Regions from separate parts of the Homo sapiens genome. Here region 1 is linked to region 2. The links are chromatin loops, found by intact Hi-C in ENCODE. Cell type or tissue: heart right ventricle. All regions are shown on one strand. Each heading gives the region's core, and the rest is flanking DNA. Links, peaks and the distances in the headings are about the cores only. Region 1 overlaps PHACTR1 (phosphatase and actin regulator 1). Region 2 overlaps PHACTR1 (phosphatase and actin regulator 1).

Evidence for each region. Peaks named below come from ENCODE experiments on the same cell type or tissue, not always from the same donor. Only the 100,000 strongest peaks of a DNase experiment are listed, where the experiment ranks them.
Region 1: a loop joins it to region 2, with 1.9 times the contacts of the local background. A loop is called at or near these places in 1 of 110 quality-filtered maps.

The regions. Positions count from the first base shown.
Region 1 is chr6:13,181,455-13,188,270 of GRCh38, forward strand. PHACTR1 (phosphatase and actin regulator 1) reads left to right here. Exons shown (of 15, transcript NM_030948.6): 7 at 1,065-1,232. Among named protein-coding and RNA genes, the nearest start is that of TBC1D7, 140 kb to the right of the region's middle. In heart right ventricle, for the core only: no CTCF peak of the experiment used is centred there; no DNase peak of the experiment used is centred there.
Region 2 is chr6:13,061,063-13,067,878 of GRCh38, forward strand. All of the region lies in intron 5 of PHACTR1 (phosphatase and actin regulator 1), which reads left to right. Among named protein-coding and RNA genes, the nearest start is that of TBC1D7, 260 kb to the right of the region's middle. In heart right ventricle, for the core only: no CTCF peak of the experiment used is centred there; no DNase peak of the experiment used is centred there; H3K27ac peaks cover 628 bases.

The DNA of each region.
Region 1 (6,816 bases), core at 1,179-5,178, 120 kb after region 2:
TCAGTCCTCTTTAAAAATTAATTTGACTTTAATGTCTAGTTATCTAAGACTCCCCTGGGCTAGGATGAAATCACACAGGGGGAATTGTGATTTGACAAATGGCCATTGTATGGGAGCCTTTGATCCTGCACCGTGGTCCTTGTTTTGCTGAGCTTTAAGCAACATCAAAGTCTGCACTACGTGGCGTGATTGGTGGTCGGCACCGGGAGAATTCTGGCACTTCCCAGCATCGCTGAGTGGCTGCAGCCTGTTAGGTGCAGATGAGAGCTGTCCTAATAGTTTATCCAAGTAGAGAAATTGGACCAGGGTGGAGGCAAACAGAAGACAGGACCTTGGTGCGTGTTGAATGACATGAAGCCCTTTGCTCCCTAAAGTAGGAATTCCCAATCCTGGTCTTCCAATCTCTGAGGCTTGCTGAGTTTTTTCCCAAGTTTTTAGAAATTATGAGAAAAAAATAATTTTAATTTACTTTTTATTTTTAAAAATACATAGAAAATGGCCGGGCGCGGTGGCTTATGCCTGTAATCCCAGCACTTTGGGAGGCCCAGGTGGGCGGATCACCTGAGGTTGGGAGTTTGAGACCAGCCTGACCAACATGGAGAAACTCCATCTCTAATAAAAATACAAAATTAGCCGGGTGTGGTGGCACGTGCCTGTAATCCCAGCTACTCAGGAGGCTGAGGCAGGAGAATCGCTTGAACCCGGGAGGCGGATGTTGTGGTGAGCCAAGATCATGCCATTGCACTCCAGCCTGGGCAACAAGAGTGAAACTCTGTCTCAAAAAAAGTAATAATAATAATACATAGAAAACGTGATGGATTCGGGTTAGAAAGACACAGAGAAAACAGGCAAAATGCTGAAGATCATTGGAAATTTTTGCCCTGATGATTAGACAACATATCTCTAACGATGAAATAAATGTCTTAAAAGCAAAATAACAGATGTTGGTTTCAGAGGCTGACCTTGATTGTTCAGCAGCATCTAGACTCAGCAGGCGGGAAGTGCCACTCTTTCTTGAAAGGCAGACATTGTCTAACTCTGCAATCTCCTTTTCTCTCTGACAGATGGGGAACTCTCTATATCCAATGAAGAGGACTCCCTAGAAAATGGGCAGTCCCTGAGCTCCAGCCAGCTGTCTCTGCCTGCCCTGTCCGAAATGGAGCCAGTCCCAATGCCCAGGGATCCCTGCTCATATGAGGTGCTCCAACCGTCAGACATCATGGATGGGCCAGGTAATGCCCCGGCAGGATTGTAGAGCAGGTCCCAGACACCAAGTCCAGCCAGGCACCAGGGATCTTTGGCCTGGCTGGACTTGGAATTCTATTTTGGACTATCCTGAGCGTAAGGATCTGGAAATTTAGTGAAACAGATTAGTTTTTAGTACATACTGAGTATTTTTAAAAATGGAATATACTTACACTTATTATCCTACAGTGTTTAAAAAACTCTTTACTACCTTAATCTCTTTAAAGATGATATGGCTTATTTTTGTAACATTAATGATTTAAAATATTATTATTTTGTTTTTTAACATTCATCTCTGTTAAGATAAAGCTGAGGAATCCTACATTTCTATATGATACCTATCTAATTCGTCTGTCTGAAAGGTCCTTTAGTCTTAGTCCCAGTATGCCAGTTAATACTTGTATCAATTTACTGGATATAGTCAATTAATTTAATTGTCTATTAAACTGTATATAATTTACTGATTGAATTGTATCCTGCTGATAGCTGATTTTTGATGCCATCTGACTGTCATCTCCTTCTTTGGTCCAAAGGTGGCTGAGTGGCCAATACTCATCCTCTCAGAAGGTTTGCAGAGCGGTCCTAATTTGCCCCAAAATAGGTCCCTCCTGACAGCTAATGAGCAGTGGTACTTGTCAGGAGATGAGTCTGGGAGAAGGAACCTCTTGCAATATCCAGAGTATAGATAGAAAGGCCTCTCTCCCCATCATGTGCAAAATCCACATCCATAGGCAGTCACGTGGGAGGGTGGGAGGGATGAGGTTTCACAGGGTTAATTCCCATGCTTCGTTATGGGACCCGGTGAGTCATTGCTCCATCACTGTGTGCCACATTGACAATAATAGTGTCCCTGAGGCAGGAGAATGTAGTGCTCATGAGGATTTTCAGCAGGGCTTTGGTGCTGCACAGAACACCTGATCAGGGAGGAGGAAGGAGGGTGGGGAGGGGAGGAGTCCCTTACAGGCTTTCTCACTGAGGCGGTGGCGGGAGGTGAGAGGAGATGCAGTGGAGTTACACCCTCCCACCCCAGGGAGGGTTTCCCAATGAAAGCAGTGCTTTTTTAAAAAGAATCCAGACTTCCTTGTGACACTGAAGTCAGATAGATTTGACTGTTATAGTAAAAATCTGTCATTCCAGCAGAATCACAGAGTTTCAATCTGTCATCAGCCAAGCTACCGGCATGATAGGAAGGTGTGTGCCACCACCCAATGACAACTCTTCATGAAAGCCAGTCAGGGGTTCCCCCATGAAAGAAAGGAAGAGGCGCGTCCAATGCAGTGCAAAGAGAAATGGAGGAATTGATAAAAGAAAACTATAGTTGTGGTGAGCAAGAAGAGAGAGGAAAGGGGAAGATGAAAAGGTTGATTTAAAGCATCCCTTGCCTCGTCAAAGTTTACAGGAGCTGGTGGGGGCAGGATGCTGTTGCTAAAACTACAGAATTTGGGCTGAGAGGCTGCTGCTCAGCGCCGGGCACTCCAGAACCTGGAGGAGCAGCCGTCCAGTGCCTGGGGTGCAGCCTATGAGGTGTCAGCGTTCCAGGCTGTCATCTGTACCCAGTGTCGCAGATTTGAGAGCAGAGACAGAGCGGACCCAGTGGACAAAACTGAGCCCCTCCACTTGTTTGAATCCACTCCCTCTTGCCCCTCAGCAAAGGGCAAGCAGGCCCCAGCGAGGCTGCTGGCATTCAGTTCTGGTTTGGTTTAGAGGGGCTCTGCATCCTGGGCCTTCTGCACTGGCCACCCTGGTGATTCCTGCTGTGCCCCATGAGTCCCATCTTAGAGCATGTGTAGGGTTTGCATGACCAAAGCTGAGTTTGAAATGGTCAAGTGTTTGATGGTTTTGAGAAAACATCCTCCTCCTCTTTCTCCCTGTTGCTCTTCCCGCCTCCACTCTCTCTCTTCCTCTGCCTCCTCTCTCTGTCCTCCTGCTTCACTGGATTTCTGGCCTCCTCGCTGTAGCTCTCTACACATGCGTGGCGGCCTGAAGCATCGGTGCTCCGCTGTGTTGCCAGCCCGAGTCCCTGTCCTGTGTTCCCCGCTGGCCCCGCCTGCACTGCGTTTGTGTAATGTCTCCTGTGTATCATGTGGTTGTCCCCTCAGTGTCTGAAGAGAGTCCCTCTGCCAGTGAGTCTGGAGTCCTCCTGTCCCAAGATCCTTCAGCCAAACCAGTCCTGCTACTGCCCCCCAAAAAACCTGCTGCTTTCCCTGGAGACCATGAAGAGACCCCAGTGAAGCAGCTGCCCCTTCTCAAGCAGCCCCCGGCCCTGCCTCCCAAACCCACTACCAGGATTGCCAACCACTTAACAGGTGAGTGCAGACGTCTTCTGGGGCAAGCAGTCCCTCCTTCCCTTCAAGGGATTTTCTTTTTCTCTTGTTCTTTGAACTGAGGCCTGAAGGCAGCTCTCTGGGGAGGTTGCCCTGTGGGATGTTTGGGTGTTTCTGTGTGTGTCTTGATATCTGCAGTCATGACCAGGGTTTGTGTTTTTGTGTCAAGCAGCATTTGATATCCACCTACCAGCCATATGCCAAGAGCTTTCAGTCATGTGTATCTGTAAATGTGTACATTGTATTTAAGTGACTAATTCAAGATTATTTGCTCATCTAGGTGAAATCGATTCAATGTCAACATTTTTGCAAAGATAAAGAATAGTGCCTTCTCCATATGAGTATGTCAAGGTTTTAAATTTTTTGTCTTTAAGTTATTGATCTGAAGCCCAGTGTATTTCACCTATTAAAATTCATGTCAGTGCTGTCTGTTCTCTTAGGGAAAAAAAAAAAAAAAAGACAATCTGCAAATTATGTGGTAAATACTTTTAAAAGAAGAGTAAGCTTAGCAATGTTGTTCTAAAATGATTGCACACGTCCTTTGCAGTGTTTCTGAAGTGTTACTTAATGAATGTAGCCACAGGCATTAAATTGAGCACTCAGTGAAATTGTACTTCACTGCACTTTGGCACATGAATTAGATACCACTTTGTGATTGAAGGCTGTGGTATAATCAGAGATTAAAATATTTCAGAGGGTCATTTCTCCAACTTTGATAATAGTTTCACCTGATGCTGATCGACTGCCTTTTTAAAAAGCACTCGGTATTTTGACAAATAATACCTAGGTAATCATTGTAACATTTTGTAACATGTAATGGGGGTGGAATTAGGGAAAAATATTCACCTATCTTATAGGAGAAACACTGAGGTTCAAGAAAAATAAGTGACTTCCAGGGCTGACAGGAATTCTGTAATAGAGGCACAATCGATGCTATATTTCTCAACTCCGAGTTCAGCTAATGTTGTTTCCAGAGCAGGCTGTCTTTCACGTGATACTGAGTTCTATAAGAGTCCATCTTAGACATGGGCTCATGTCAAACTAATCTATTAATGTGTATGTCCATCCAAGTCAGATGTGTATGGCTTGAAAGAGCAAATTTCCATCAAACGGAACCATCTAACATATCAATAACACTTTTGTTCGATGTCCAAAAATTGAAATTCACAGAAAACTACAAAGGAGAAAAGGTCCCATAAGCCTCCTTCTAGGCAATATCCACTGTCCATCTGTCTGTCTATTGAATAAAAATTGAATGTTGCTGTACGTATTGTTTTGTCACCTGCTTTTTGCACTTGGTGATATATTGTAAACTGATTTTCGTGTTAGTAACAATTCCACAACGTGATTTTATTAGCTGCTTGGATGGATCAGGGTTTACTTGACTGACCCCTTAAAGTTTTTCCATCTTCCTTATTGCTAAATCGCAACAGCAAACAACTGCAACAGCCTGCATATATCTTCATAAGCACTTCTGAGTTTTCTCTAATTTATTTCTAAAATTAGAACTGTTGAGTCAAAGATTATGCACCCTTTAAGGCTTTGATGTCAAATTTCCCTTAAGAAAGATTAAACATTGTACAAAATAAACCCCTACATGTAGTACATATTTATTCAACACATCTACAATAGGCAGAATACTGTACTAAGTATCAAAGTAGATAGGAATATGTAACAGTTTAATGCAGCTGTCCTCAACCTTTCTGGCACGAAGGACCAGTTTTGTGGAAGACCATTTTTCCACAGACCGGAGGTGGGGCGGGAGAGATTATTTCGGGATGATTCAAGTGCATTACATTTGTTGTGCACTTTATTTCTATTATTATTACATTGTAATACATAATTAAATCATTATACAGCTCACCATAATGTAGAATCTGTGGGAGCCCTGAGCTTGTTTTCCTGCAACTAGACAGTCCATCTAAGGGTGGTGGGAGACAGTGACCGATCGTCAGGCAGTGGATTTTCATAAGGAACATGCAGCCTGGATTCCTCACATGCGCAGTTCACAATAGGGTTCGCGCTCATCTAATGCTGCTGTTGATTTGACAGGAGGTGGAGCTCAGGAGGTAATGGTGAGCAATGGGGAGTGGCTGTAAATACAAATGAAGCTTTGCTCACTCACCCGCCACTCACCTCCTGCTGTGCAGCCCGGTTCCTAATAGGCCGCGGACCAGTACAGGTTCATGGCCCTGGTGGTTGGGGACCCCTGGTTTGATGAATGCATATATATACGTAGAGAGAGAGTACTAACACAACTACTGTTAGCAGTAACACTTGCAATTCAATGCAGTCTGATAAAGAGAAGGCTGAAGCTTGAACTGACTTTTCAAGCATGAAGGACATTTATAGAAAATGAGGGAAGAGTATTCCAGGAAAGAAGACCCTAGACAAAACCTCAGAGGTGGCAACATTTTGGGTCATTGAAGAGTTGGCTGAGTAGGGGTGGAAGCTTCATTCTGAAGTATACTGAGAGACAGGACTCACTAGAAAAAGGCATAAAAAGATTTAGATTTTAATCCCTAGGCAGTGAAAAAACTTTGGAGGTTTTTAAGCAGAGGAGTGATATGATGAAAACTAGCCTTTAAGAGATCTTGGATCACCATGTAGAAGGAGCAGAAAGAGGAGCAGGTTGAAGGCCTATCAGAGAAGCCACCACCAAGGCTAGCTCTAGGCCATGCACTCCAAAGTCAGATCAGCTAAATGGACTCAGCCATGGGATACCATTGAGCCAGGGATACCCTGAGCCACGGATACCATTGAAGAGGCTTCTCCAGTCATTGAAATATGAGCTAACAAGCATCTGACTGATATCAGTGAGAAGAGAGAGAGCAAACCAGTAGATATGACATTGTAAAAAGAAGAGTCAGCAGAATTTCTTAACTGACGACACCTCTGATTTATCTAGTTATCTCATTAATGGAGACAAACTTAAGTTTCATCTATGAGCCCAGGAGCTCAGGTGGCCTGGTATCCACAGGGTTCTTTACATATGAGAGACCGAAGATATCTCAATTGGCCCCATCTCTCTGGCTTCCCTGGTCCTTTCCTGAGAGAGTAGACTCTGTTATCTATATGCCTCACCTCTATACAGCTTGGATCAAATGAATAAAAATACACAAAAAGCTAATATCCTTACTATGTAGTACCTGGTAACCTCTTAAACATGATAAAGTAAGACAGGTGGAGAAGTCCGTGGACTGCAAATCTAGTGCTATCCTTTTGGGCTTAAACTCAATTAGACTTG
Region 2 (6,816 bases), core at 1,512-5,511:
TGGCAATCCTTGGTGTTCCTTGGCTGGCAGCTGTATAATTTGAATCTCTGCCAGCACCTTCACATGGCATCTCTCTGTGTCTCAAGTCTCTCTCTTTCTCCTTTTCTCTTATAAGGGTACCAGACATTTGATTTAGGGACCACCTATATATCCAGGATAATCTATTTCAGATATCCTTCAATTTGTTGTATCTGCAAAGACCTTATTTCCAAATAAGATCACATTCATGGGAACCAAGGATTGGGACTTGGATGTATCTTTTAGGGCACACCGTTTGGCAGGGGACCCACTGCAGTACTGAATTTTAGATAGGAAAGGAAAGGTCCAGGGGGTTCAGAGGAATTAGAAAAATCAATAAATATTAAGTTCCAAAGAGGTCAAAGAAGTTTAAATTGGTCAGTGGGAACAATTGCAGAAGCAATACAGAAGATCATGAGCTTATGAGTAAACAGCTGCATTCTTGAATTAGTGGTTTTTAAGGTGATACAGTTATGGAGACAAGATACAAACTCAAACCATGGGAGTGGACAGCTGAGGTGGAGGAATAAGTTAGGAAACTGGAAATTGCCTTATTCAAAACACGGTAAATGATCCTACTTACTAGTAGACTAACAACTATATATCTTATTTGCTGAGTTTTGTGCTGACTTAATTTGCCATTTTCAATCGAGGAAAAAAAGGAAATTTCCTCTTTGGTTTTTGCATTAAACTAATTTTGAACCGATATTTTCTGGGAAAAATTTTGTTTTTCCTTTTCCAAATTGAGATGTTTTGGCCCATCATATTTTTAAGCAATAAAGTACTGCAGTTCAATTGATTCATAGAAAATCAAAACCAAAATTTGCTTTTGAATGTTTCGCTCCAGCTATTAGGAGACCCACCTAATATAGGTAAAGTAGTACGATAATCAGGCAGCAGCTTCAGATACAAATAATTGATTGCTTGTTCATCTTCCATGCAGTTGGGAACCTGTGAAACATAGCCTTAGTCTGCTTCTGTCAGCTTCACGTAATTGATGATAATGATGAAGGGCTGGGCCGGAAATATGTTGGGAACTCTCCTGATACTCATGACAGCATCCAGAAACAGTCTCCTTGCTTTTGCCCTGTATTTTATTTGCAACAGAAGACTGATGTAATAGTATGTATGCACAGGAAAGTCTCAGGTACTCAGGTGAGCATAGATCTCCAGTCCTCTCCCTAAGACCCCTCTGCCTAATTGTCATTCTGCTATAGGTTCCACTTATCCTGAAATCCCCCAATCAAACAAGGACCAGCCCTTAACCCTGGGCTGTTAGCCAACCACTTTGCCTAGTTTCCCGGCTTCCCCTTTCCCACAGGGCTAGATTCTGCTTCCTTTATGTCTTCCATCAATTCACCCAGAGTTGCTTATGACTTTAACAACCGCTATGTCCCAGGAATCACTTCCATGGAAGCCCATGTTTCTAGAATTATTCTTCTTTAAATAAAACTCCTTGGATAGTCAAGGCAGTCTACACTGGATTCTGCCTTTGGACCTGATGGTGATAGGCTTCTGGGCTGTTCTGGAAGAGTCTGTCCCTGGTGTCCAAGATGGTTGCCTTCCATGCTAGCCCCAGATTTCTCATTCCTCTATCAGGAAACCCTAGCATGCCGTGTCATTGACAGAGTACATTTGCAATTCTTGGAGTAGAGAAATAAACCCTTAGTTACATCACATTTTGTCTTGACATCTTTGTAGTGTGGGATGGAAAATTATTGTTGGTAAAGGGAAACATGGCCTCTTATCCAGCATAAGACTAGCTATGTCCACCATGAAGACTCTATGGCCCATCACTGGCATAGCTCTTGAGCTGGAAGCTTAAAGCAAAGAGACAAAATTGATAGGTTGAAAAAATGGATGATTTTGAGTAGGCTCTTACGTGCTTGAAAGATGGAGGGTTACAGGCCTTGCACTCTAACTTAAGTGCTCCCTTGGTGTTCCTATTTCTCATTCTAACAGAGTAATATAGTCTACTTGTTCAGAATCTAGGCTGTTGGACTTCTATAAACTATAGGAAATTCATAAAGGATACCAGCTTACCATATTGAATGTATTTATGTGCCAGATGCTGCCATTGTTCATAAGAAGTCCATACCATTGCAACAGTGAGGACGGACATGGCCCCTACCTCCCAAAGGTTATGTCTTAAAGGGAAAACAGACAATAAAGCCAGCAATTACAATAAAGCAGAAGTGAAGTGATAAGAGATGCACAGGGGCTTTGAGAGCTTGAAGGAGACAAGCCCAACTGAGTGGCAAGTTACTGGGAAAGGTTTGCTAGAGAAAGGGATGTTTAACCAAGGGGTTAGCAATGCATGTGAGGAAATCTCTCCTGGTGGGCAGAACAGAATGTAGGAGAGCCAGGGAAGAGAGGAGAGGTTAACAGTCTACAGCTTAAAAAGAAATTATGTCCAGTCACGGTGACTCATGCCTGTAATCCCAGCACTTTGGGAGGCCAAAGCGGGAGAATTACTTGAGCCCAGGAGTTTGAGACCAGCCTTGGCAACACAGAAAGAGCCCATTACCACAAAAAAAAAAAAATTAAAAATTAGCTGAGTGTGATGGCGCATGCCTGTAGTCCCAGCTGCTGGGGAGGCTAAGGTGGGAGGATCACATGAGCCCAGGAGATCAAGGCTGCAGTGAGTCATGTTTGCACTACTGTACTCCAGCCTGGGCAATGGAGTGAGACCCTGTCTGAAAAAAAAAAAAAATTATGACTTGAAAAGGATTGTTGGGGGAAGGGACAGAGAGTAGTGAGAGATGAGGCTGAAGACATGGACAAGAATCTGCTCATGAAGGGTCTTATGAGGTATGTTAAGGAGTCTGGGTGTTATCCTAATGCAATAGGAAATTATGAGAGGACTTGCATTTTAGAAAGATTATTCTCTATATTATGGGAAAAGCTTGGAGTGGCACCAAGTGGTGTTTACAAGTTTATAATATAACAACTTCTATAAATATTGTGTTGGTAATGAGAGAAAATTTACTTGTGATAGAATTAAGATGATACCTCATTCCTATCACATCAAATGGAATATTGTGTCCTTATTGATTCTGGTAACAAGAAGACTGGTTAGCAGGTGGTTGATTATAATGTTGGGGAGAGAGGGAGATAGCCTAGACTAAAATAGTGACATTAGGAACTGAAGACTGTGAACAGATCCAAGAGATATTTAGGAGACAGAACGAGCAAGACTTGATTACAGATTGGATGTGGAAGTGGGGAGAAGAATAAAAAACCACTCTTGGATTTCTCACTGAGCAATTAAATGGATGGAGGTATGTTCTGTGCAGGAGATGCACGAGGGGAGAAGAAAAGACACACACACAATATCTTTAAGGGTAAACAAGCTTTATCCCACGTAAATGGCAATGCAGATATAATAAGCAAATGATATAATAAGCAAATGGTATAATAAGCAAATTAATATAATAAATTGCAACGGGAAGGGGAGAAGGGAAAAGATATATATATATATATATATATATATATATATATATATATATATATATATATATATATCTATATATCTATCTATCCACACTTGCCAGACTATGGAGGATTCACCACCAGACCGGGAAGCAACAGCCTGGGCTCCAGAGTCAGCCGCTTGTCTCTGCACAGATGAGGAGACGTCTCATGAAGCTTCAGCGTGGTCTGGGACCCTAGGTCTTTTTGTAACAAGTTGTTTGGCATGAGGCCCAGTCACAAAGGCCCTTTGCGACTGGGCTCAAGGAACGCAAAAAGTCAACTTGATTTTTGTGATTGTCTATTGTTTTTCAATAACTAATATATAGGAATAGATTGAAATACAGATTTCTCCAAAACAGTGCTGGATGAACGCCTCAACTCATCTGTTCCGGGACTTGGTGACCATTGTTTGTGTCCATGTTCAATTGAGTTCAAATTTAATATTTAACTTTTCCTCCACATTGTACCATTGACTAAGTCAGATACACTGAAGAGGAGCAGATTTGTGAGGGGAAAAGATGAATTTATTTGGGGCCATGCCAGCTTTCATGTGCTTCTGAGACATTCAGATGGAGGGCTCCTTGGGTATAGATAACTGGGGTCAGGAGAGGTCTAAGAAATGCAGATTGGAAGTCATCAGCACCTGGATGATCATGGAAGCCCTGGGATGAAAACTCCAAAGAGAGAAAGTAAAGTGTGAAGCAAAGTCGAGGGTACAGTAACACCCTGAGGGCCACCAGCCTGTGAGTTCTGAACAGAGGCAGCAGAGCCTACAGAGAAGACAGATGGCCCACTGGAGTTTGGAGGAAAACCAGGAGGGACTGGTGGTCTCGGTGAACCAGAGGAGAGAGTTTCAGAAAGAAGAGTCCACCCTGGCAGATCTTGACAAGATGGTGTCCGGTGGGCATAGACAACTCATCATTGGTGTCCTTTGGGATTATGACTTTAGGGAAGCCACGTAGCTGGGATTTAGATAGCATGTGGTTGAGGAGTAAATGAGAGGAGAGGAGGTAGTCATCTTCTTTTAAGATGTTTGGTTGAGAGGGAAAATGAGAAATATATAGCAAACAACAAAAGGGGATGTGAGCTTGAGGGGGATGTTTTTTAAGATTGGTTAGATTGTGTCAAGCTGCAAAATTTGCCTTAACATGGCTGTGGCATTCTCAGGGAAATTGAAACATCAGCAAAGTGACTGTTAAGCCAAATAAATATATTTGCACACATTTTTCAGCAATGACAATTCTCGTGACTAGGAAAAGCAAACATGCAAATAATCAGAGCACTAGTTAGCATCTGATTTTAATAAGAAACTATCAAACCAAGTTGAATAGCCTTCAGCATCTGGCCAGATCACATATTCCCTTTGGGTGAATGATTGGAGCATTTCATTTCTTCTTTAAAAAAAAAAAAAAAAGATCCAGCATAGGTAAGCAGGGAATATTTTTAGTTGTGTATTCATCATGACCCACAAAGGGACCATCTAGTGGTTAGAAAGCAAAGCAGACTTAATGGTCCTGTTTTGTTTTTAAAAAATCTCTAACAGGTACAGACTAAAGACTATGGAAATCTGTTACCTTCTAGGGCTGGATAAAAGATGTAATTGTTTCTTCTCAAAGTGAACTTTATCCAGCACTCTCTGCGTGTAAGTCCAGGCTATAAAATCCTTAATAGCATTGACTCTGCTGATATCCTCTTGTCTTCTAGTGTTGAGCAGAGCATCTGGCACAGAATAGGTACCGGATAAGTACATGTTGAACTGAAAGTCAGTAAGACAGCCAGCCAGATATTAATATATTTTTAAGCTTCTCTGTTTACTAAGATCTGAAAGAGGAGAGGAGGTAGGGTACTTATGGATGCGTAAGATGGAAGGTCCCCGAGTTTGAAGAATTTGCCATCATTCATGATTGTTTTCCAGTTTTTCATAGTTGTGCACAGGTTAGGCTAAATGACTGCGTGTGTTAAAAGCTCAGGTTGTTTGGACAGCATTATTGTTTGGGTTATCTATTGCTGTGTTACAAAACCCCCTAAAACATAATGGCTTAAAAACAGCAACCTCTGTATTATCTCTTATGGCTTGGGGATTGACTGGACTCAGTGAGATTGTTCTTCTGCTGGTCTCTCTTGGGGTCTGTCATGCATTTTCAGGTGGATTGCATTGGAGTCATCTGGAGGCTCCCTAAGGTGCGAGGAAAGCTGGGCCCCTTTCCCTGTTTATGTTGTCTCAGGGCTTTTCCATGGGGTTTCTTCCTATGGTCTCTCCAGCAGGGAGCTGAGGGCCCCTAAAAGCACAAAATAAGATGCTTCCATGCCTTTTAAAGGCTTAGGTACAACATTGGCTTAGTATTACAGTCACATTATTCTAATGGTTAAAGCAAGCCATGGGACCAGCCCAGATTCATTGTTGGGTGGACTAAACAAGGGTGTGGATGCCAGAACAAGGTTCATTGGGGCTTGTCTTTGGAAGCCAGCTACTACCATTGTTCAAAGTGTGGCAAGACAACAGCTGCTCCTTGTTTCCTTCTTCCCAGGTAGAATGTGCTTCAACAATGTTACACTGATGACAACAGCAGGAGCAATCTTCTGTTGTGCTCTGCTCATATTACTATGTCGTATGAAATATACTTGACCCTTTCCTTGCCTTATGGACTTGAATCTTGCATCAGACCCATATAGTATTATTAACTTCACTTGACAGGTGAGGAAACTGAAGCTTAGGGAGACTCAATAATTGCCAGTTAGAAATAACAGAGCTGGAATTTGAACTTAGCCTGCAGTCTTCTCAAATATATCGCATTTCAGATCCATGAGGGTGGAAATCGATAATTCAGATGCTTTAAAACATAATTCTTCTACACATAACAGTGATATTACAAGATGCTTTCCTTTTTTGACGTATCTCTATAAAGAAATGTGAAGGAAGAGAAGCTCATCAATAAAAACTGACACTGGAAGCCATGATACGAGTCTTTATTGAAAGTCTTTAAAGAGGAAAGTCAAGGTGTAGCATACTCGTCTTTGTATGAACCCCACAGTATCTAGTTCAATGCCATGTACTTGGAGGATGCACTCTATTTGTTGAATAGCTAAGAAAGAGTAAATTGATACTGGCATGAAACAAACCTTCAGAATCATTCCATTTATGTTTTCAATATAACTATCTCTTTCTGCTGTATGATATATAGGAACAAAATATGCATTGATTAGGTAATCAGACAGTAATCACACAGGCCTCAGTAGTTGCTAGATTTGGGGCTAGATAGGCACAGAAATATTTCTATAAAAAGATACAGGCTTTTTATTGTATGATGTATGTGTGGCTACTTA